Linked DNA regions of Homo sapiens: region 2 is linked to region 1. The links are chromatin loops, found by intact Hi-C in ENCODE. Cell type or tissue: chondrocyte. All regions are shown on one strand. Each heading gives the region's core, and the rest is flanking DNA. Links, peaks and the distances in the headings are about the cores only.

Evidence for each region. A loop is a pair of places that touch in the nucleus more often than their neighbours do. Peaks named below come from ENCODE experiments on the same cell type or tissue, not always from the same donor. Only the 100,000 strongest peaks of a DNase experiment are listed, where the experiment ranks them.
Region 2: a loop joins it to region 1, with 3 times the contacts of the local background. A loop is called at or near these places in 12 of 110 quality-filtered maps.

Annotation. Positions count from the first base shown.
Region 1 is chr19:52,563,637-52,575,455 of GRCh38, reverse strand. It overlaps ZNF701 (zinc finger protein 701), which reads right to left and starts at 5,169. Exons shown (of 4, transcript NM_018260.3): 1 at 5,126-5,169; 2 at 1,294-1,379. The coding sequence starts at 1,308. It also overlaps a transcript of ZNF808 not described here and the pseudogene RPL39P34. RefSeq lists enhancers at 4,132-4,740, 4,901-5,150, 5,960-6,569. In chondrocyte, for the core only: a CTCF peak has its summit at 5,338 (motif pointing right); DNase peaks (open chromatin) are centred at 4,709, 5,225 and 5,668.
Region 2 is chr19:52,641,194-52,651,064 of GRCh38, reverse strand. It overlaps LOC122539214 (Zinc finger protein LOC122539214), which reads left to right. Exons shown (of 4, transcript NM_001396016.1): 4 at 1-618. It also overlaps a transcript of ZNF83 not described here. Among named protein-coding and RNA genes, the nearest start is that of ZNF83, 7.8 kb to the right of the region's middle. RefSeq lists a silencer at 2,195-2,489. In chondrocyte, for the core only: no CTCF peak of the experiment used is centred there; no DNase peak of the experiment used is centred there.

The DNA of each region.
Region 1 (11,819 bases), core at 907-8,906:
TAAAAAAAAAATAAAACCTACACACACTCACAAAAAACCACGTTAATACAAAGTGTTGTCATTTGTCTCAGATTTTCAAAATATATACATATGTGTGTGTGTATATATGTATGTGTATGTATATATGTGTGTGTATATGTATGGGGTTGTGTGTATATATATAAAGGTTTTAAAAATACAAAAAGTAGGCCAGGCACAGTGGCTCATGCCTGTAATCCCAGCACTTTGGGGGGCTGAGGCGGGTGGATCACAAGGTCAGGAGATCGAGACCATCCTGGCTAACACGGTGAAACCCCGTCTCTACTAAAAAATACAAAAATTATCCGGGCGTGGTGGGGGGTGCCTGTAGTCCCAGCTACTCAGGAGGCTGAGGCAGGAGAATGGTGTAAACCTGGGAGGCGGAGCTTCCAGTGAGCGGAGATCGTGCCACTGCACTACAGCCTGGGCAACAGAGCGAGACTCCGTCTCGAAAAAACAAACAAACAAACACAAATATATATATATATGCAAATTTTGTTTAACTGAAGAGGAATCTCATCTTGGTGGAAAAGGATAATTTGGCAGCTGCAAGTACTGCTCCCATATTTGAGAAAAATTGTAACCATTTTTACAAAAAACACCTGTTTCAAAAGCCTCTCCACAGTAACACCACTGTCTCCATCAGCTTAATTTGCTAAGAATGGTTTAATAAATCTCCTGCTATTATTTAGGTTGATTTCATATTCTTTAAATAAGGATGGAATAAAACCCCTGTATCATTCATGTCTGTTTATGAACTTTCCATTCTAATTAGTACAATTTTTTGAGTCAGAAACACAGTAACTCACTCAATTACCTAAAAATGTGGTATAAAATTAGGGAGAAAAGATTTTCCCTTATTGGTCTCCTTTTCTAGAATTTACCACGTACTTTGTGCACATTAATAGGTCACTTCCATTGGCAGCTGCTCTAATCCTGGTCCACAGAGAGTTGACAGTGCATCCAGATGTGGCCCCTGAACAATCCCTGCTGCCCAACAGCACTGACACTGCGGGACCCTCACCCCATCTCCATACATGTCTGGGTGTGAGCCCTTCCCAGGACCATGCCCAGTGCAGCCTCTTCCCAAGTTCATGTCACTCAGTCACAAGAGATGGAATCTAAGTGAGATGACAGGGACTGAGGGAAGGCATGAGTTGAGTGTGAGCAAACCTGTCAGGCAGGACACTTGAGACTCAGAGAAGATTCCCAACTCCAAGATCAGCATTTCTGAAAGGAAGGAGACAGAACAATCCCCCGAGAATATCATCTCACCTGAAGAAGAGCCATCCCTGACTCCTTTGCTTTCCTCTTCCTCTTCCGTGTTTTTTCCTCACGTACCAAGTCTTTAGAAGTCAATCCTGAATGTTAGAAATATGTTGTTTACTGCTCAGAATCAACACACCTCCTGCCTGTAACACAATGACACATACAAAGGTGCCCTCACTCTGAAAAAATATGGTCACCTCTGCTGCCCACTGCACCAGGGATAATAAATTTCTATAAGAAAACTCTCGCTTCCCTCCTGGAGAAGCCCTCACACGCTGCAGCAGTGGGGAGCTGGGCTGGAATGAGCTCCCTTTCAGGGCACAGACCCAGCCCTGACCAAATCCCATGCAGAGGCTCGGTGCGGTGGCTCATGCCTGTCATCCCACCGCTCTGGGAAGCCAAGGTGGGTACATCGCTTGAGCTCAGGAGTTTGAGACCAGCCTGGGCAACATGGTGAAACCCCATCTCTACCAAAAATACAAAAACTTAGCCAGGTATGGTGGTGCACGTCTGTGTGTCTCTGGTCCCAGCTACTTAGGAAGCTGAGGGGGAGGATCAGTAGAGCTCAGGAGTTTGAGACCAGCCTGGCCACCATGGTGAAAACCTGTCTGTACTAAAAACACAAAAATTGGGGCTGGGTGCGGTGGTTCATGCCTGTAATACTAGCACTCTGGAAGGCTGAGGTGGGAGGATTACTCAAGTTCAGGAGTTCAACAGCAGCCTGGCCAACATGGTGAAACCCCATATCTACTAAAAATACAAAAAGTAGCTGGGCTTGGTGGGCATTGGTAAGCCCAGCTACTCGGGAGGCTGAGGTTGGAGGATCGCTTGAACCTGGAAGGTGGAGGTTGCAGTGAGCCAAGATCGCACCACTGGACTCCAGCCAGGGCAACAGAGTAAGACTCAAAAATAAAATAAAATACAAATACAAAAATTAGCAGAGTATGGTGGCACACACCTGTAATCTCAGCTACTTGGGAGACTAAGGCACAAGAATTGCTTGAACTCAGGAGACAAAGGTTGCAGTGAGCCAAGATCACAAGACTGCACTCACAGCCTGGAGGACAGAGCGAGACTCTTTGGAAAAAGAAAAAAAGTGTGTTTCTGATGTGACTGACACAGAGATAATAAAACCTGAGTAATGTGATAGAGACTGATGGGCAGAGGGAAATTCAGTTGGGGGTGGGAGGGCATGGGAGACATTTCTGAGCCAGGACCTGAAGGAGAAAGGGACAGTGCTGTGAGCATTTAGAGAAATAGGGTAAGAGCAGTGAAAATGACCTGAGACGGGAAGGGTTTTGATGTTTGGGAAAAGAGAAAAGCAAATGTGACTGGGGCAGAGGGAGTCATGAGATGAGGGCAAGTTCCCAGGAGGAGCCTGGACAGTGGCAGGGGCCCTGGACACAGGGCTGTGGAGTGACAGTGAGGAGTTGGGCTTTTGTCCTGGGGAACACAGGAAGCCCATGGAGGGTTCCCTGCCAGGGACTGACATGATCTGCTTTAGATTTAGCTGTGACATCCTCAGAACGGGGACATTTTCACCGAGTCACGCTGAGAAGGTCTGAGATGAGTGAAAAGATGTAACGGAATTCTTACATGGTGGCCTGGAAGGGATAAAGGAAAGGGTTGGCCTTATCAAAACTATCCTTGAAAATTAGAGAAGCCTCTTTCACATACCTGGGATAAAGAAACTTCCTTTGCAAGTTCTGATGCCACTGATTCCCAACATTTAATTCTTCCTCACAAGAAAATTACAGTAACATTTATAAAATGCAGATGTACAAAGACACAGCTAGTTACCTTCAAAACAGGGAGGCTGAGTGCGGTGGCTCACACCTGTAATCCCAGCACTTTGGGAGGCCGAGGCAGGCGGATCACCTGATGTCGGGAGTTCGAGACCATCCTGACCAACATGGAGAAACCCCATCTCTACTAAAAATACAAAAATTATCTAGATGTTGTGGCACTTGCCTGTAATTCCAGCTACTCAGGAAGGCCGAGGCAGGACAATCGCTTAAAACCGGGAGGTAAAGGTGGTGGTGAGTAGGCCGGGCTCGGTGGCTCATGCCTATAATCCCAGCACTTTGGGAAGCCGAGGTGGGCAGATCACCTGAGGTCAGGAGTTCAAGACCAACCTGACCAATATGGAGAAACCCCATCTCTACTAAAAATACAAAATTAGCCTGGTGTGGTGGCACATGCCTGTAATCCCAGCTACTAGGGAGGCTGAGGCAGGAGACTCGCTTGAACTCGGGAGGTGGAGGTTGCAGTGAGCCGAGATCGCACCATTGCACTCCAGCACGGGCAACAAGAGCGAAACTCCGTCTCAAAAAAAAAACCAAAAAGGGTTGCGGTGACCCAAGATCACACCATTGCACTCCAGCCTGGGCAACAAGAGCGAAAGTGCATCTCAAAACAAACAAGCAAACAAACAAACAAAAAGCAGGGAAAGAGGGTCAGCTGTAGAACTAAGACATAAGCAAACTTTTTCAATCAAGAATGCTTGGGTGGCCAGGTGCGGTGGCTCACGCCTGTAATTCCAACACTTTGGGAGGTCGAGGCGGGTGGATCACCTGAGGTCAGGAGTTCGAGACCAGCCTGGCCAACATGGTGAAACCCCGTCTCTACTAAAAATACAAAAATTACCTGGGCTCCATCCTCACGTCTTATTTAATCTCTTGTTGCTCCTTCTCCCCAATTCTTCGATCGTCCTCAATCTCCATATATTTCCGCCTCTTATCCCATCTCTGCATCTCTGCCGCTCTCCCTGTTAAATTCTCTCTTCTCTGTTTTACCCCCCGTCCCCACTCTCTAGCACCCCAGATCCCCAGGCGTCCTCCCTGCTGTGGTTCTCCCTCTGTTCTCCTTGCCACCAGCACCACTCTGCTCTGTCTGCCCTGGCTCCAAATTCCTCCTCTCTCTCTCTCTCTCTCTCACTCTGATGAGCCTCCCTCTTTGCTGCCCCTCTCTACCTTGCTGTCTGTCCTTCATCTCTCTGTACATCTAGCTTTTCTCTACATTTCTCCAGTTGCTTTTCTCCTCCTGCTTTCTTATCTTTTTTTTTTCACTTTTGCTGTCTCTTGGCAAATCCCTCACCCATCCTCTACTTTGCCATCTGTTATGGGTCTTTCTCATTCTTCTTTTCTCTGTCTCAGGTTTTCTACTACTCTCTGTCTCCTGATCTCTTTAGCCCACACAATCACAGGAGGGTTTGAAGTAAGACGCCTGCATCCCAGAGAGGCTCATTTTTCAGGGGTTGGAGCTAGGCAGGCAAGAACACACCGTGTCACAGGACTGGCCCCTGGCACCTCCCCAACGCTGGCTCAAGGAAAGTGGTGACTGCTAAGGGGAGACTTGGGGTGCAGCAAGGCCCAGCATGAGGCGGGAGGTGGGGTGCGACGACGCCTTCGGTGGGGTCCACAAGATCCCAGCACCAGGCAGAGAACTCGGCCTCCCTGAGACTGGGATCGCGACGTTTGCGCTTCAGGCGCCTAAAGGTTGAGACTGGGAGGCGCCCAGGCGGAAATACACATCTCGGGTGAGGACTTTGAAAAGCGCGGGGAGGGAGGAGTTAAAAAACGGTTTTGAGCACAGAAACTACGCGATAGGAAGTGTATACAGCGCCCTGTAGCAGAAAGACTGGAGACGGGAACAGCCTCAGGGCGACTTTAAACACAAAAGGAAGCGACTTCCGGATTCCCAGGGGAACGTCTGCATTTGCTCTGGTTGAAGGAAGATGGGCGAGAATTTACAGGTCTGTGGTGACCCCACGTCCCAGGTACGGAAGTGCCGGGGATATGGGGAGTGCAGACTTAATACAACACAGAGCAAAACTCACCGCCGCGGTGCGACCTTCACTCCACGGGATCCGCTTCCTGGTCTGCGCGGATGTGTGCGCACAGGACTAAAGCCAGGCCTGGGTGGAGCCAACGAGAAGGTGGGCGGGGCCTGATCGAGGTAGAGGCGGGGCCCCAGGCGGAGAGACCTTGCCCTTTAGAACCGGCAGAGGGCGGGGCCGGGGCGGGACCTGTGCGTCTCTCAGCCTCGCTCCCAGCGACTCTATTTTTCGGGCTTTGGAGGCGAGAGCGGTCAGGAAGGCTGAAGCACGATTCGAAAGCCCTGGAATTGTCTGGAACGGGGATGCAAACAAGAATGTAAAATGCAAAGCCCTGCCTGGGCGGAACGTACAATTTCATGCTGACGGCCCACAGAACAGAACAGAAATCCTCTCCCTTTCTATTCTCCATTCACTCAGGAGGGAGAGTCCACCCTGTGCTCAGCTTCAGAGACTTCCCTAGGGCCTCCGCCTGGGATGCGCGACGGAGTGTTCAGGCCAGGGAGGAGTGAAGTCACCACCTACTGCTTAAACATAGCAGGAATGCGGCCAGGTGGGCGGGAGCCTGAGGGCCAGAGGCGGGAGGATCACTGAGCCTGGGGGTCCAGGCCAGCCTGGGCGACAAAGTAACACACCCTCCCGCAGGGCTCCCCTCATCGTCTCTTTTAATTTTTAAAATAAAATTTTGATTGTGTGAGATAGGGATACAACATTATTCTTTTCCATGTGGATATCCAGTTAATTGTCCCAGCACATTTGTGGAAGAGATCTATTACTTTCTTTTTTTTCTTTTCTTTTTTTTTTTAAGACGGAGTATTTCTCTGTCGCTCAGGCTGGAGTGCAGTGGTGACATCTCGGCTCACTGCAGCCTCTGCCTCCTGGGTTGAAGCGATTCTCCTGCCTCAGCCTCCGGAATAGCTGGCATTACAGGCACAGGCCACCATGCCCGGCTAATTTTTGTATTTTGGGTAGAGACGGGGTTTCACCATGTTGGCCAGGCTGGTCTCGAACTCCTGACTTCAAGTGATCCGCCTGCCTCGGCCTCCTGAAATGCTGGGATTACAGGCGTGAACCACTGTGCCTGGCCCAAGAAATACTCTTCACTTCGCTCTTAAATGTTGAGAAAATACAATTGAAAACTAAAAAAATCTTCCCCTAAATGAGAAATCATCTTCACGACGATAACAGAGAAAGAAATAAAAACTATTTTATTAATAAATAGGCCTTAGACCAGCATGTGATGGGAAATAGAGGACAGTTGAGAGGTTGAAAAGAGAGAAAGAAACTTCACTGTTCTATACAACCCAAATACATGTTTTCAAGATAAACACTGATCAGTCCTCAGGGAAGAGGACTTGACAACACCCTTGGTCACACATAATTCATCCTGGCTCTACTTGGTAATGGAGGTGACCATCTGTGTCAGCTAACTAGCATCATCCTGAGGGAGGGGGAGAAACCCTAACCCATGTATTTTTGGCAAGTGTGAGTTTTACAGCATGGCGGACAGGTGCCCTCTCTGGTGAGGCTCCTACAATCCAACAGAAACTGATGTCAGCAGTAAATAATGAAATTTAGAATACATTATTAATTATAGAGTTTATTTGGACACAAAGCATGAGAATAGCCACCTGGAAACCTCAACTCCAAATGAATGGGGTCAGCGTTCCCAAGTAGAGACATTAACATTTCACACACACAAGGAAATACAGAGAAGCTTTCCCAGAACCACCACATTTTCCATTCAAGTCCAGTGCATAGGCTGCGGCAGCTTGACTGGTGATGGAGTGATACACTTCAAGGAAGGTTACATTATCACTCCATAAGAAGGGACAATGATGCCAGGAGGTCTTATCTCTGGGGCTGCTTAGTTTTCCTAATTATTTACACGAAAACTTTTTAAAATTGATATTAGGAAACTAAATTGTATAGCACATTTTGTTTTGTTTTGTTTTGTTTTGGGAAGGCGTCCTGCTCTGTCGCCCAGGCTGGAATGCAGTGATGTGATCTCGGCTCACTACGACCTCCACGTCCTGGGTTCAAGCAGTTCTCCTGCCTCAGCCTCCCAAATAGCTGAAAATACAGGCGTGCGCCACCATGCCCGGCTAATGGCTTTGTATTTTCAGTAGAGACGGGGTTTCCCCATGTTGGCCAGGCTGGTTTCTAATTCCTGACGTCAGGCGATCCGCCCGCCTCAGCCTCCCAGAGTGCTGGGATTACAGGCCTGAGCCTGCATGCCTGGCCAGGAAAACTTGTAGAAGTTGCGCCTGCATGCCACCGGACTCAGGTTGCATGACCACGTTCCTCTCAAGGTTCCGAATTATTTAAAAGTCTGTAGCTTTAAATTTGAAATAGCTGATGTTTGAAATATTTAATTTCCTACTGACTTACAGGTACTATCTCCCTTGTTGCTTGCCTTTCAAGAAGAGATTCTAAGTCCTTCAGAAGTACATCTCTGGGTTATTATGCTGAAAAAAGGTTTAATTACTTTCTAAAATATTCTACTTCAGGCCGGGCGCGGTGGCTCAAGCCTGTAATCCCAGCCCTTTGGTAGGCTGAGGACGGCGGATGGCCTGAGGTCGGGAGTTCGAGACCAGCCTGACCAATATAGAGAAACCCCGTCTCTACTACAAATATAAAAATTAGCCTGGAGTGGTGGCATGAGCCTGTAGTCCCAGCTACTCCGGAGGCTGAGGCAGGAGAATCGCTTGAGCCCAGAAAATGGAAGCTGTGGTGAGCCATGATCATGACATTGTACTCCAGCCCAGGGAACTAGAGTGAAACTCAGTCTCAAAAACAAAATAATAATAATAATAATAATAATAATAATAATAATAATAATAATAAAAAATACAGCTGGACAAGGTGTCTCAAGCCTGAGCGAGACTCCGTCTTAAAAAAAAAAAGAAAAAAAAAAGAAAACTACCAGTTACACAGTAGGGCGACCTCAAAAACAAAGGGAACTGCCTTCTCTTAAAGTTTCTCTTACATAGGTGCTTAGGTAAAAACTAAGGTATGTCTACCTGCCAGTGGGCTGACAGTGTAACAAAACTTATTACTTTGTTGATTTAAAGCTATCCTTGGCCGGTTGCATTGGCTCCCGCCTGTAATTCTGGCACTTTGGAAGGCCGACGTGGGGGCATCACCTGAGATCAGGGGTTCGAGACCAGCCTTGCGAACGTGATGAAACCCCGTCTCTACTGAAAATTCAACGATTAGCCGGGGGTGGTGGTGCATGCCTGTAATCCTAGCTACTCAGGAGGCTGAGGCAGGAGAATCGCTTGAACCCGGAAGGTGGAAGTTGCAATGAGCCGAGATTGTCCTATTGCACTCCAGCCTGGATGACAAAAGTGAAGCTCCATCAAAAAAAAAAAAACACCTATCCTTGGTATTTTAGTGTGCAAGTACGTGAAAGCATGACTGTAATTAGCTTAGAAGCATACATTGTCATGGGATATTGGGTCATCTGGACATTGTGTTTATGTAGGAGTTTGTCCTTGCAGGTATGATTAAGCTGCTTTTCTTAACTGTAAACATCTTAAGACCATGAGTCATGCGTGAGCAGTAAGGAATGTATGTTGCTAGTTTTAATGGACTTGAACTTTGTCACCCTAGCTCCCCTAGGATCCTGTTTAACAGTTTATCCACTTATGCACCAGAGTCCTAAGCACAATTATGGAGACACCATCCTTTTGTAATGTATCTGACAGACTGAGCTTCTGCCCCAAGAACATAGTAATAGCAATACTAAGTGAAATATTATAAAGTTTTGTGTATCTATGTAATTATCTATTATTTGCGTTTTAAATTAGCTAAAGTTATATAGAATGGGTTTTTATTTCAATCTAATACTAGAAATATATCTTTTGGCCCAGCATAGTGGCGCATACCTGTAATCTCAGCACTTTGGGAGGCTGAGGCAGGTGGATCACCTGAGGTCAGGAATTCAAGACCAGCCTGACTAACATAATGAAACCCAGTCTCTACTAAATACAAAAGAATTAGCCGGGCATGGTGATGCATGCCTGTAATCTGAGCTACTTGGGGTGCTGAGACAGGAGAATCCGTAGTACCTGGGAGGCAGAGGTTTCAGTGATCCGAGATCGCACCATTGCACTCCAGCCTGGGCAACAAGATTGAAACTCCGTCTCAAAAAACAAAACAAAACAAACTATATATATATATATAAAATCTTTCACAAATGGACTCTAATCCCACAAAGTTGTAAAGCATTTCCCTATGGTGAATAAATATGAAGGAGTTGAGATTTTGGAACTGATTTGTGCTTTCCATTATACTCATTTTTTCCTTATTCTATCTTGATCTTTTCTGTGTTCATGAGCTTGTGATCCAAAAGTATCTACTAGGTCTCAATGAATTTAGAAATCTATTTTGCCAAGGTTAAAATGCACCCATGACACAGCCTCAGGAGGTCCTGATGACGTGTGCCCAAGATGTTCAGGCTGCAATTTACAAATTTAGGGTGACATGAGACATCAATCAATACATATAAGATACACCTTGGTTCGATCTGGGAAGGTGAAATAACTGGAATTGCGGGCTTCCAGGTCACAGGGAGATAACAAATGATCACATTGTTTGAGTCTTTGATCAACCTTTCATTGAATACACAATTTATATGTGAGAGAGGGTGGAGGAATAGTCACTTATGCCTTAGGCTGGCTCAGTGACCCTGAATTTTTACATAAAAAATAGGTCAGGGGAAGTAGTCAGACAGACATTTGACTCAGGTGTGCAGAGGGATGGGTTCTTTCCTACACCTGTGAAGATAAGCTCTCAGTTTACATTGCCAGGGTGAAATTCAACAGAACTATTTTGGGGTGGAGATCTTGAGGCCCACAGTTTGTGAGTGGAGTATGTAGATTTTTGGTTTAGTCCTTGTAGCTATATTGTTTAGGAATAAAATGGGAGGCAGGTTTGTCTAACACAGTTCCCAGCTTGACTTTTCTCTTTGGTTAGTAATTTTGATTTTCCTTTCACAAGTATTGTGACAGACATAATGCTTTGACACACTGATATTGTTTTTTATTTTTTCAGATGGAGTTTTGCTCTTGTTGCCCAGGCTGGTGTGCATTGGCGTGATCTTGGCTCACAGCAACCTCCGCCTCCCAAGTTCAAGCAGTTCTCCTGCCTCAGCCTCCTGAGTCGCTGGGATTACACAGGCATGTGCCACCATGCCCGCCTAATTTTGTATTTGTATTTTTATTTATTTATTTATTTATTTTTTGAGACGGAGTCTCACTCTTTCGCCCAGGCCAGAGTGCAGTGGTGCTATCTCGGCTCACTGCAAGATCTGCCTCCAGGGTTCACGCCATTCTCCCTGCTCAGCCTCCCGAGTAGCTGGGACTATAGGCCCCTGCCACAGCGCCTGGCTCATTTTTTGTATTGTTAGTAGAGACGGGGTTTCACCGTGTTAGCCAGGATGGTCTCAATCTCCCGACCTCGTGATCCGCCCGCCTCGGCCTCCCAAAGTGCTGGGATTACAGGTGTGAGCCATCGCACCCTGCCTAATTTTGTATTTTTAATACAGACAGTTTCTCCATGTTGGTCAGGCTGTTGTTGAACTCCTAACCTCAGGTGATTCACCTGCCTTGGCCTCTCAGAGTGTTGGGATTACAGGCATGAGCCATCACTCCCAGCTGCTGATATTGTTTTATATAGATTTTTTCCCTAACAGTAAAGTCCAAGGGTCTTTCATGAACTGGGTTAGGGAAGATGAGAAGATTCCCAGGAAACTCCTGGTCTCAGGCAATCCTCCCACCTCAGCCTCCCAAAGTGCCAGGACAACAGGTGCGATCCACTGAACCGAGTGGAGTCTCCATCTCAAAAAACAAAACAAAGCAAAACAGAAATTTAGGTAATCTATTATGTCATTAAAATTTTTTTTTTGAAATGAAAGGTCTCACATGTTTATTACTGAACCCACCCAACCAATGCGTTCATAACAGATTCAGAGAGAAAAAAATATATTCCCAATAAAACATGTCCAAGTCTCCAGATGGTAGTGACATTTTCAGCTTAAGTAACGTGATTATGATGCTCACACAGCATAAATATGTGTGCCATCTCACGTGCAATTCCTTATAGACCCAGCTTGGTTCTTCTCCAATGTCTCCTTTTAAAGTTGGACCTGATTTTATTGCCAGTTTTCATTCGAATCCACTGGGAAATCGGACGATTTTACTTTTGGTTGTTGGCCAGAAACCGCTTAATCCTGAAAGTCTTGTGAGAAGACATGACAAGAAGTGGAGTCAAGCACACACCATGATGGCAGACAAAGGAGGAGAGGGGGCTAGACCTTTTTGTTTGTTTGTTTTAGACAGAGGTTTGCTCTTGTTGCCCAGGCTGGAGTGCAACGGCAGGATCCCGGCTCATCGAAACTTCCGCCTCCCGGGTTCAAGCAATTCTTCTGCCTCAGCCTCTTGAGTAGCTGGGATTACAGGTGCCCACCACTGTGCCCAGCTAATCTTTGTATTTTTAGTAGAGACGGGGTTTCATCATGTTAACCAGGCTATTATTGAATTCCTGACTATTGTTTCTCCTGTTTGCTGTTCTCTTCACTGCAGCACGAACAAGATTAACTTTTTTTCTGTAAAACTGATGTGGATGGTCTGCCTGCCGCTTCATGCATCACTTTCAACATTGTCTTGTCACAACTCAAAATAAGTTATTCATT
Region 2 (9,871 bases), core at 21-8,020, 76 kb before region 1:
GAGACATGCACAGTTCAAGTAGCCCATCTCAGATAAGGCTCTCAATTAGAGGTTTTAAACCTAATCTACCTTCTAAGGGAATTGGATATTGGTTTCTTTTCACTGTTTCCCTGGGAGTTTTTAACTTTATGTGAATTGGAGGAACTTGTAGCTTCCTTCAATTTCCCTCCCTTGACCACTCATTAGCATTGATGTAGCTTTCTTCTGCTGTAGTAAACAGGTTTAATGAAGTGAAGAATCCTTCTGGGCTTACACGCAAGCCTATACCTAACTTTGCCATTAGGCCACTTCCTAACAAGTTTGTCCCAGCCTTAGGAAGTAGCAAAAATTTAACATTGGTTGATCGGGTTTCAAATCTGACTTCTGTTTTTTCTGAGACTTTGGCTTTAAATCCTTCCCCTTTGACTCCTAAAACTTGAAGTTCTTCTAATAAACAATTTATATTAGAGGGCACAAAACAAACAGAGGAGTGGGAAGCTCCTGAGTCTATTAGAAAAGTAATAAGTTCGGCTGGGTGCCATGGCTCACACCTGTAGTCCCAGCACTTTGGGAGGCCAAGGTGGGCGGATCACCTGAGGTCGAGAGTTCGAGACCAGCCTGACCCACATGGAGAAACCCCATCTTTACTAAAAATACAAAATTAGCCAGACTTTGTGGCACATGCCTATAATACTAGCTACTTGGGAAGGCTGAGGCAGGAGAATCACGTGAACCTGGGAGGTAGAGGTTGCAGTGAGCCAAGATCACGCCATTGCACTCCATCCTGGGCAACAAGAACAAAACTCTGTCTCAAAAAAAAAAAAGAAAGAAAAGTAACAAGCTCATGTTTTGGTCCCACCTTTAAATTTACCACGGGCTCTCAGTGGGACTGGAGATAGAAAAGACAGAGCCCTTGACTTCCTTATTCTTTAAATTCCTTAAGTGGGATTTTTTTTTCTCCTTTCTCCACTCAGGACATTCTCTTTTGAAATGACCTAATTTTCCACACTTGTAACATTTGTCTTGTCCCTCTCCCTTTTCAGTTTTTGGAGTCTTAGGGTACTGGGTTTGCTTTCCCTTTTTACCTGTCTTTGAGTTCTGTGGCCCCCCTGTCTCATATCTTTTGTGAGGCCTGGCAAATGGAGGCTTAAGCTTGGCCTCTGGTGCATTCTGTCAGAAAATTTTTCTTTTTGCTTTGGTTTTTCTTCATCCCTCCTTACATATACTTTTTGAGCTTATTCTAAGAATTCCCGTATAGACTGTTTTTTCCAGTTTTCTAGTTTCTGTAACTTTTTTTGCAATGGCTTGCTAAATGGCTACCAATGGCTAGCTATTGGTAACAAAATGTAGCTTTAACATTTCTTGCCTGCTAGGGTCTTCTGGATCCAAATGTGCATATTTTCTCATTTGTTCTCATAGTCTTTTTAGAAAGTTTTTAGGGCTTTCATCTTTTTTCTGTTTTATCTAAAATGCTCGGGGAAGATTCTGAGCACAGGGCACTGACTCCTGAATTCCTTTAATTATCATTTCCCTTATATCTTTCATGAATTTTTAGTGGACTGTGTCGTTATCCCATTGAGGATCTTGGGTCGGGAATTTCTGGTCTACAATGGGAACGTTTTGGCTGGATAGGTATTTACGTTCCCAAACTCTCATAGCAGTCCTGCAAATCAACTGCCTTATATATAATACTCCAATATTACCTGTAAAGTTGTCAGATGTGTCATACCGGCTCATACAAGATCTTTTGTATCATTTTATAAAACGATACAAAAGCTGCAAAGCCACCAGCCTGCCTGCTTCCCTTGGAGAAGTTGGGACTTCCTGACAACTGCACAAACTCACGTGGGGGATTTCAATATCCCAAAGCATGCAGATTCCTGGTGTGGCTGGAATTGGTGCTGGGGTGCTGCGAAAGCCAGGTTTGAAGCAGGAAGACAAAAAAACCACTCACCTGTGTCAGCCTCGAGTGCTGAAGAACAACCGTGTGTGGGCCTTCAACCCTGTCTGGGTGGGTTCTGGACAGTGGGTGGGGACCCGGCGGGAGAAGGGAAAGGTCGTTGAGGGGGCAGGGCATGAAAACTGTCGCTGGAGCTGGGCAAGAGGGTGGAGGCTGCTTTGGAAGCTGGGCCTGGTTAGAGGGTGGAGGTGGAGGTAGGGCCTGGAGTTTCAAGCTTCAGCCATGCATAGACTAGTCAGCTTCTGGTGTGTGACTAGAACAGGGCTTGTTCCCTCAAGCTTCAGCTGTGCATAGACTGGTCAGACTCCGTAGTGACTAGAGCAGGCAGTCTTCTTTAGCAGCAGGTTGATCTCATCTCAGGATGAGTTGGATGATCTGGGTCCTGCTGGCTTGTCTACTTGTCTTGAGCTGCCAGTTTCAGCTGACTGTGGTGGATCTAAGGCACAACACCTGCAACTTTAACAGCAGCGGGACTGAACAAGATTACAGTATAGGGCTTATATTGTATGAGTCTTAGAGAAGTTGGATTCTACATAGCTGGTGGCCTTGTAGCTGTGTCAAAAAAAAGAACTGGCTAAATACAGACATTTGTAAAACATAGTCATGCTTAAGAGACTAGGGAAATGAGTAACAGTAGAAGAATTTGTCTTTCTCTCTCTCTCTCTTTTTTTTTTCCTTCACTTTGTTCTGGAATTTAAAAAGTGTCTAGAGCCCATTACTTTAGCCTTAGCTTTTTGGACAGCGTTATCTTATAACTTTCCTTGAAGTGAGCTGCTAAGCAGAAGAAAACTTGTTTCTTTTTCTTTTTAACCTTTACCACAATTCTGTGGGCCAAAGGGATCAGGAGACAGACATAGAGCAGTAGAAAACCTGAGACAGAGAAAAGAAGAATGAGAGAGACTCATAACAGATGGTAAAGTAGAGGAGGGGTGAGGGATTTGCCAAGAGGTGACAAAAGTGAAAAAAAAAAAAGATAAGAAAGCAGGAGGAGAAAAGCAACTGGAGAAATGTAGAGAAAAGCTAGATGTACAGAGAGATGAAGAACAGCAAGGCAGGAAGAGGGGCAGCAAAAAGGGAGGCTCATCAGAGTGAGGGAGAGGAGGAGGGATTTGCAGCCAGGACAGACAGAGCAGAGTGGTGCTGGTGGCAAGGAGAACAGAGGAAGAACAACAGCAGGGAACACAGCTGGGAATCTAGGGTGCCAGAGAGTGGGTACAGAGGGGTATAACAGGGAAGAGATAATTTAACAGGGAGAAAAGAGGAGGTGCAGAGATGGGAGAAGAGGTGGAAATATATGGAGATTGAGGATGATTGAAAGACTGGGGAGAAGGAGGAACAAGAGGTTATATAAGTTCCAAGGATGAAGCAGAAGAGGTGGAAGAGAAGGAATAGAGGTAAGAAGGGAATAAACAGCAGCAGAAGAGAGGGGTACAGAATGAGGTGCAGAATCCCAGGGAAATAGAAAAAAAAGAGCTAGAGAGAGAAGGGGAGAATGAGAGATATTTACAGAATTAGGGAGGGAAGCACAGTAATGAAGACAGAGGGGCCAGGCACAGTGACTAATGCCTGTAATCCCAGCACTTTAGGAGACTGAGGCAAGGGGATTGCCTGAGTCCAGGAGTTTGAGACCAGTGTGGGTAACATAGTGAGACCCCCCATCTCTTCCAAAAAACAAAAATTAACAGGGCATGATGGTGCACACCTGTACTCACAGCTACTCTAGAGGCCAAGGCAGATGAGTGAGTGAGTTCATTGGATATGATTACTTGTGACATCTTCACTTCTGTGTATATAATAAATAAATTATTTAAATTATACAGATGAAACTGAGAATTTTAAAATGCCTATCTATAAGACATGTACATTCTATAAATCTTGGCATCAGAGGTTAGTTTTCACTTGGAATCCCTATTCAGCCACAGGATAGTGATTTATTCACTTGAGAGTCTCACTCTCTTCCCTTTTTGCAGGGTGGTGTAGGAAGTGGGGCGGTGAGGTGGGAAAAAAACCACTTTCTGTTATTACATAATGTGGGAAATGAGAGGACTGGAGAGATCAATGGGTGAAACATAGGAGTTTTATTAAGGTGCACACCAGCTCAGTGGACTCACATCCAGAAAGCTAAGCCCAGAACAAAGACAGAGCTGGGCTTATATAGGCAAGCTTACAGAAGCAGGACAAAGACAGTAAATCATACAGTGACAGGTTATGTAATCTATACCATAACTGCTGCCTTGGTATAACTTGTGGCCTTGCTTAGCTGTGACCTTGCAGATGCATCAAAAGAAAAACAGGAACTTACAGAGTTTGCTAAATACAGACATGCAGACATTTGCAAAAATAGTCAAAATTAATGATTCTGGGAAAGGAGAGACAGTAAAGGAATTTGTTTTCTTAACCATGTGTAGTTGGGGGGGATGTATCCAGTTTCTTAGACTGGGTCACCACAAACCTTTCTATGGCCTTTCATGTTACTATCCTTGGAGTGAGTGAGCTCAGCAGAGGAAAATTTGCTTTCTTCTTTAATTTCTGCCTCAATAATACTTTTAATTTAATTAACTAATTAATTAATATTTTCAGATAGCATCTGGCTCTATCACCCAGGATGGAGTGCCATGGAGTGATCTCCTCTAACTGTAGCCTTGACCTCCGGGGGTCAAGTGATCCTCGTACCTTGGCCTCCCGAGTAGCTAGGACCACAGGCATGAGCCACCAATCCCAGCTAGTTTTGTTGTTGTTGTTGTTTGGAGAAATGGGATTTCACTGTTTCCCAGGCTGGTCTCAAATTCCTTGATGCAAAGGATCTTCCTGCCTTGGACCCTCAAAGTACCAGCATTACAGGGATTAGCCATCACACCTGGCCTACATATAATTTTTTAAAGGAATATCAAACCATGGTGGCTCATGCCTGTAATCCCAGCACTTTGGGAACCTGAGATGAGCAGGTCACCTAAGGTCAGGAGTTTAAGACCAGCCTGGCCAACATGGTGCAACCTGGTCTCTACTAAAAATACAAAAATTAGCTGGGCGTGGTGGCATGCACCTGTAGTCACAGCTACTCAAGATGCTGAGGCACGAGAATCACTTGAACCTGGGAAGTAGAGGTTGCAGTGAGCCGAAATCATGCCACTGCCCTGCAGCCTGGGTGGCAGAGCAAGTCTCCATCTCACAAAAACAAGCAAACAAACAAAAAATAAACAAAATCAAAAACAGGAACATGAAAACTGCTTTTGTTCTCTTGTGTAATAGATTTACTTTATTTTTTTTTCTGTTTCCTCTTCATTTTTCTATTTTTCTTTCTTTATCCTTTTTTTGGGGGGGGGCAGAATCTCACTCAGTCACCCACACTGGAGTGCAGTGGCATGATCTTGGCTCACTGCAACCTCTGTCTCCCGGGTTCAAGTGATTCTTTTGCCTCAACCTCCTGAGTAGGTGGCACTACAGGTATATGTCAGCACGCCCAGCTAATTTTTGTATTTTCAGTAGAGATGGAGTTTCACCATGTTGGCCAGGCTGACCTTAAACTCCTGACCTCAGGTGATCTGCACATCTTTGCCTCCCAGAGTGCTGGGATTACAGGCGTGAGCATCTGTGCCTGGCCAAGATAAATCTTAGTTTTCAAAATTTCTTTTTTAATACATAATCACTTCTGAAAGATGCCTTTGTTGCATCCTATAATCAGCTCACATCATTTTTTTCTGTACATGTATGTTTTTCAGTTATTTTCCTGTTGACCCCAGAATTTGTTATATTTTTTAAAACAATTTCAAAATAGTTTCTGTTTGTGTCTGGTTCAAATCGAGATGTGCATGCTTTCTAGTCTTTATTATTTATTGGAAACCTTTGGTACCTAATGCAGAGGTTTGATTGTTTCAGTGTGTACCCGGTAAAGATGTCAGTGACCTTTTACCGTAACATCAAAGTGTAGTTTAACCAGTTAGTCTATTTTTCAGTTTTCTTTCCTTATGTCATTTGTTAAAATCTTGAGCTGTAAGCTATTAAGTGCATGTTTCCCTCAGGCCCTCTGGTCCATTCTGGACAAATGTTGAAAGATGGGTTGGATTGGCACGGAACGCTGTGCCAAAAGCACCCCCTTTTTTTTTTTTTTTTTTTTTAAGATGGAGTTTTGCTCTTGTTGCCCAGACTGGAGTGCAATGGTGAGATCTCAGCTCACCACAACCTCCTCCTCCCGGGTTCAAGCTATTCTCCTGCCTCTGCCTCCCAAGTTGCTGGGACTACAGGTGCCTGTCACCATGCCCAGGTAATTTTTTGTATTTTTAGTAGAAATGGAGTTTCACCATGTTGGCCAGGCTGGTCTCAAACTCCTGAGACCTCCACCTGCCTCGACCTCCCAAAAAGCTGCAATATCAGGCATGATCCATCGCACCCGGCCACCCATGTATTCTTGATTGAAAACATTTGCTCATGTCTTAGTTCTACAGCTGACCTTCTTTCACTGTTTTCAAGGTCAATAACTGTGTGTTCACACTTCTGCATTTTATAAATGTTACTGTGATTTTCTTGTAATGAAGAATTAAATGTTGGGAGTCAATGGCATCAGAACCTTGCAAAAGAGGTTTTTTTAGCCCAGGTATGTGGAAGACACTTCTTTAATTTTCAATAATGGGTGTGATAAAGACCAACCCTTCCCATTAGCCCTTCCAGGCCCACATGTAAGAATTCAGACACATCTTTTCACTCATCTCAGACCTTCTCAGGGTAACTCGGTGAAAATGTCTTCACTCTGAGCCTCAGTGAGCCTCCCTGCAACTTGCAGATGAGGGGCTAGACCGGAAAAGCTCAACCTGAGTGACCCTGGCCCCTGAAATGATTGGCAAAATAGAGTGGGTGTCTGGATGTGGCTTTTTTTCTGTGAGAGGGGACTGTCCAGTTGTAATTAGAATTTTAAATGGGATGCAGTACCCTAAAAATGAAAAAAAAAAAAAGAAGAATGGAAGAAACAGAGTTGTAGACTCAGACACAGAGACCATCTTCGGGGCCTTTCTCTGTGTGAGGACATCACAGCGAAATCTAAAGCAGGTCATGTCAGTCCCTGGCAGGGAACCCTCCACCAGCTTCCCGTGTTCCCCAGGACAAAAGCCCCACTCCTCACTGTGGCTCCACAGCCCTGTGTCCAGGGCCCCTGCCAGTGTCCAGCTTCCTCCTGGGAACTTGCCCTCATCTCATGACTACCTCTGCCCCAGTCACAGTTGCTTTTCTCTTTTCCCAAACATCAAAACCCTTCCTGTCTCAGGTTATTGTCCCTGCTCTTACACTATGTACCTAAATGATGACAGCACTGTCCCTTTCTCCTCCTTCAGGTCTAGGCTCAGAGATGTCTCCCATGCCCTCCCACCCCCATCTGAAGATTCCTCTGCCTGTCAGTCTCTCACGTTACTCAGGAATTTTTTTTTTTTCTTTTTTAAGACAGAGTTTTGCTCTTGTCACCCAGGCTGGAGTGCAATGGCACAATCTCAGTTCACCACAACCTCCACCTCCCAGGTTCAAGCAATTCTCCTGCCTCAGCCTCCCGAGTAGCTGGGACTACAGGTGCATGCCACAACACCCAGCTAATTTTTTGTATTTTTAGTAAAGATGGGGTTTCACTGTGTTGACCAGGATGGCCTCAATCTCCTGACCTCTTGATCCACCCACCTCAGCCTCCCAACGTGCTAGGATTACAGGAGTGAGCCACCATGCCCGACAGTTGCTCAGGATTTTTATCTCTGCATCACTCACATCGTTAATGCCTTTTTTTTTTTTTTCTATTTGAGACAGAGTCTGACTCTGTGGTCCAGCCTGTGAGTGCAGTCTCTGTTTCTTGACTCACTGCAACCTCTGTCTCCTGGGTTCAAGCGATTTTTGTGCCCCAGCCTCCCAAGTAGCTAGGATTACAGGTTTGTGCTACAAAGCTGGCTAATTTTTGTATTTTTATTTTTAGTTTATTGTATTTTTGAGTCTCACTCTGTCGCCCAGCTGGAGTGCAGTGGCATGATTTCGGCTCACTACAACCTCCACCACCCAAGTTCACTGGAACCTCCACTCCTAGGTTAAAGCGATTCTCCTACCTCAGTCTCCCCAGTAGCTGGGATTACAGATACCCACCAAGCCTGGCTACTTTTTGTATTTTTAGTAGAGACAGGGTTTCACCATGTTGGCCAGGCTGGTCTTGCACTCCTGACCTCAAGTAATCTGCCCATCTCAGCCTTCCAGAGTGCTAGTATTATAGGCATGAGCCATGGTGCCCGGCCCAATTTTTGTATTTTTAGTAGAGACAGGGTTTCACCATGTTGACCAGGTTGGTCTTGAACCCCTGAGCTCAAGTAATCCTCCCACCTCATCTTCCTAAGTAGCTGGGACCACAGACACACAGACATGCACCACTAACCCAGTTCATGATAGACCCTTGGACTTTACTGTTATGGAAAATGTATATAAAGAAATATCAGTGTGTCAAAGCCTTATGTCTGTCACAAGCTGGTGAAAGAAAAATAAAAATTACTAAGCCAAAGAGAAAAGTCAAGCTGGGAACTGTGTCAGACAAACTTGCCTCCCGTTTTATTCCTAAACAAGATAGCTACAAGGATTTTTAAAAAGTTAGAGGCTGGGTGCAGTTGATCACCTGAGGTCGGGAGTTCGAGACCAGCCTGACCGACATGGAGATACCCGGTCTTTACTAAAAATACAAAATTAGCCAGGCGTGGTGGTGCCTGCCTATAATCCCAGCTACTCAAGAGGCTGAGGCAGGAGAATCGCTTGAACCCAAGAGGCGAAGGTTGCAGTGAGCCGAGATTGGGCCACTGCACTCCAGCTTGGGCAAGAGCAAAACTGTCTCAAAAAAAAAAAAAAAAAAAAAAAAAAAAAGCTACAATACTCCCCTCACAAACTGGAAGCCTCAAGCTCTTCACCCTAAAATAGTTCTGTTGAATTTTACCCTGGCAATGTAAACTGATAGCTTATCTGCACAGGTGTGGGACAGAACCCGTCCCTCTGTACACCTGAGTCAAATGCCTATCTGACTGCTTCCCCTGCCCTATTTATGTAAAAATTCAGAGTCAATGAGCCAGATTAAGGCATAAGTGACTATTCCTCTACTCCCTCTCATATATAAATTGTGTATTCAGTGAAAGGCTGATGAGTCACTCAAAGAATGTGATAATTTATTATCTACCTGTGACCCGGAAGCCCCCCAATTCCAGTTTTTCCACCTTTCCAGACCGAATTAATGTACATCTTATATGTATTGATTGATGTCTCATGTCTCTGTAAAATATGTAAAACCAAACTGCAGCCTGAAAACCTTGGGCACCTGTGGTCGGGACCGCCTGAGGCTGTGTCACAGGTGCATTTTTAACCTTGGCAAAGGAGATTTCTAAATTGATTGAGACCTGTTAGATACTTTTGGTTCACAAGCTCATGAACACAGAAAAAAAAGAATAGGAAAAAAACTAGCACAAAATCAGTTCCAAAATGATCGAGATGCCGCCATTGCACTCCAGCCTGGGCAACAAGAGAGAAACTCCATCTCAAAAAACAGTAAAAGAAAAGAAAAGAACTAAGTGTAATGGAAAGCACTAAATCAGTTCCAAAATCTGAACTCCTTCATATTTATTCAACATAGGGAAATGCTCTTCAACTTTGTGTGCTTAGATTCCATTTATGAATGATATATTTCTAATATTTGATTAAAATAAAAACCCATGCTATGTAATTTTAGCCAATTTAAAGCTGCAAATAATAAATGATCAATTATATACATACGTGAAACTTCCTAATATTTCACTTAGTATTGCTATTGCTATGTTCTTGAGGCAGACGCTCAGTCTGTCAGATAGATACATTACCAGAGCTTGGTGTCTTCCATATTTCTGCTTAGGACTCTGTGGACCATGAGTGTATAAACTTAAGCAGGAACCTAGGAGAGCTAGAGCG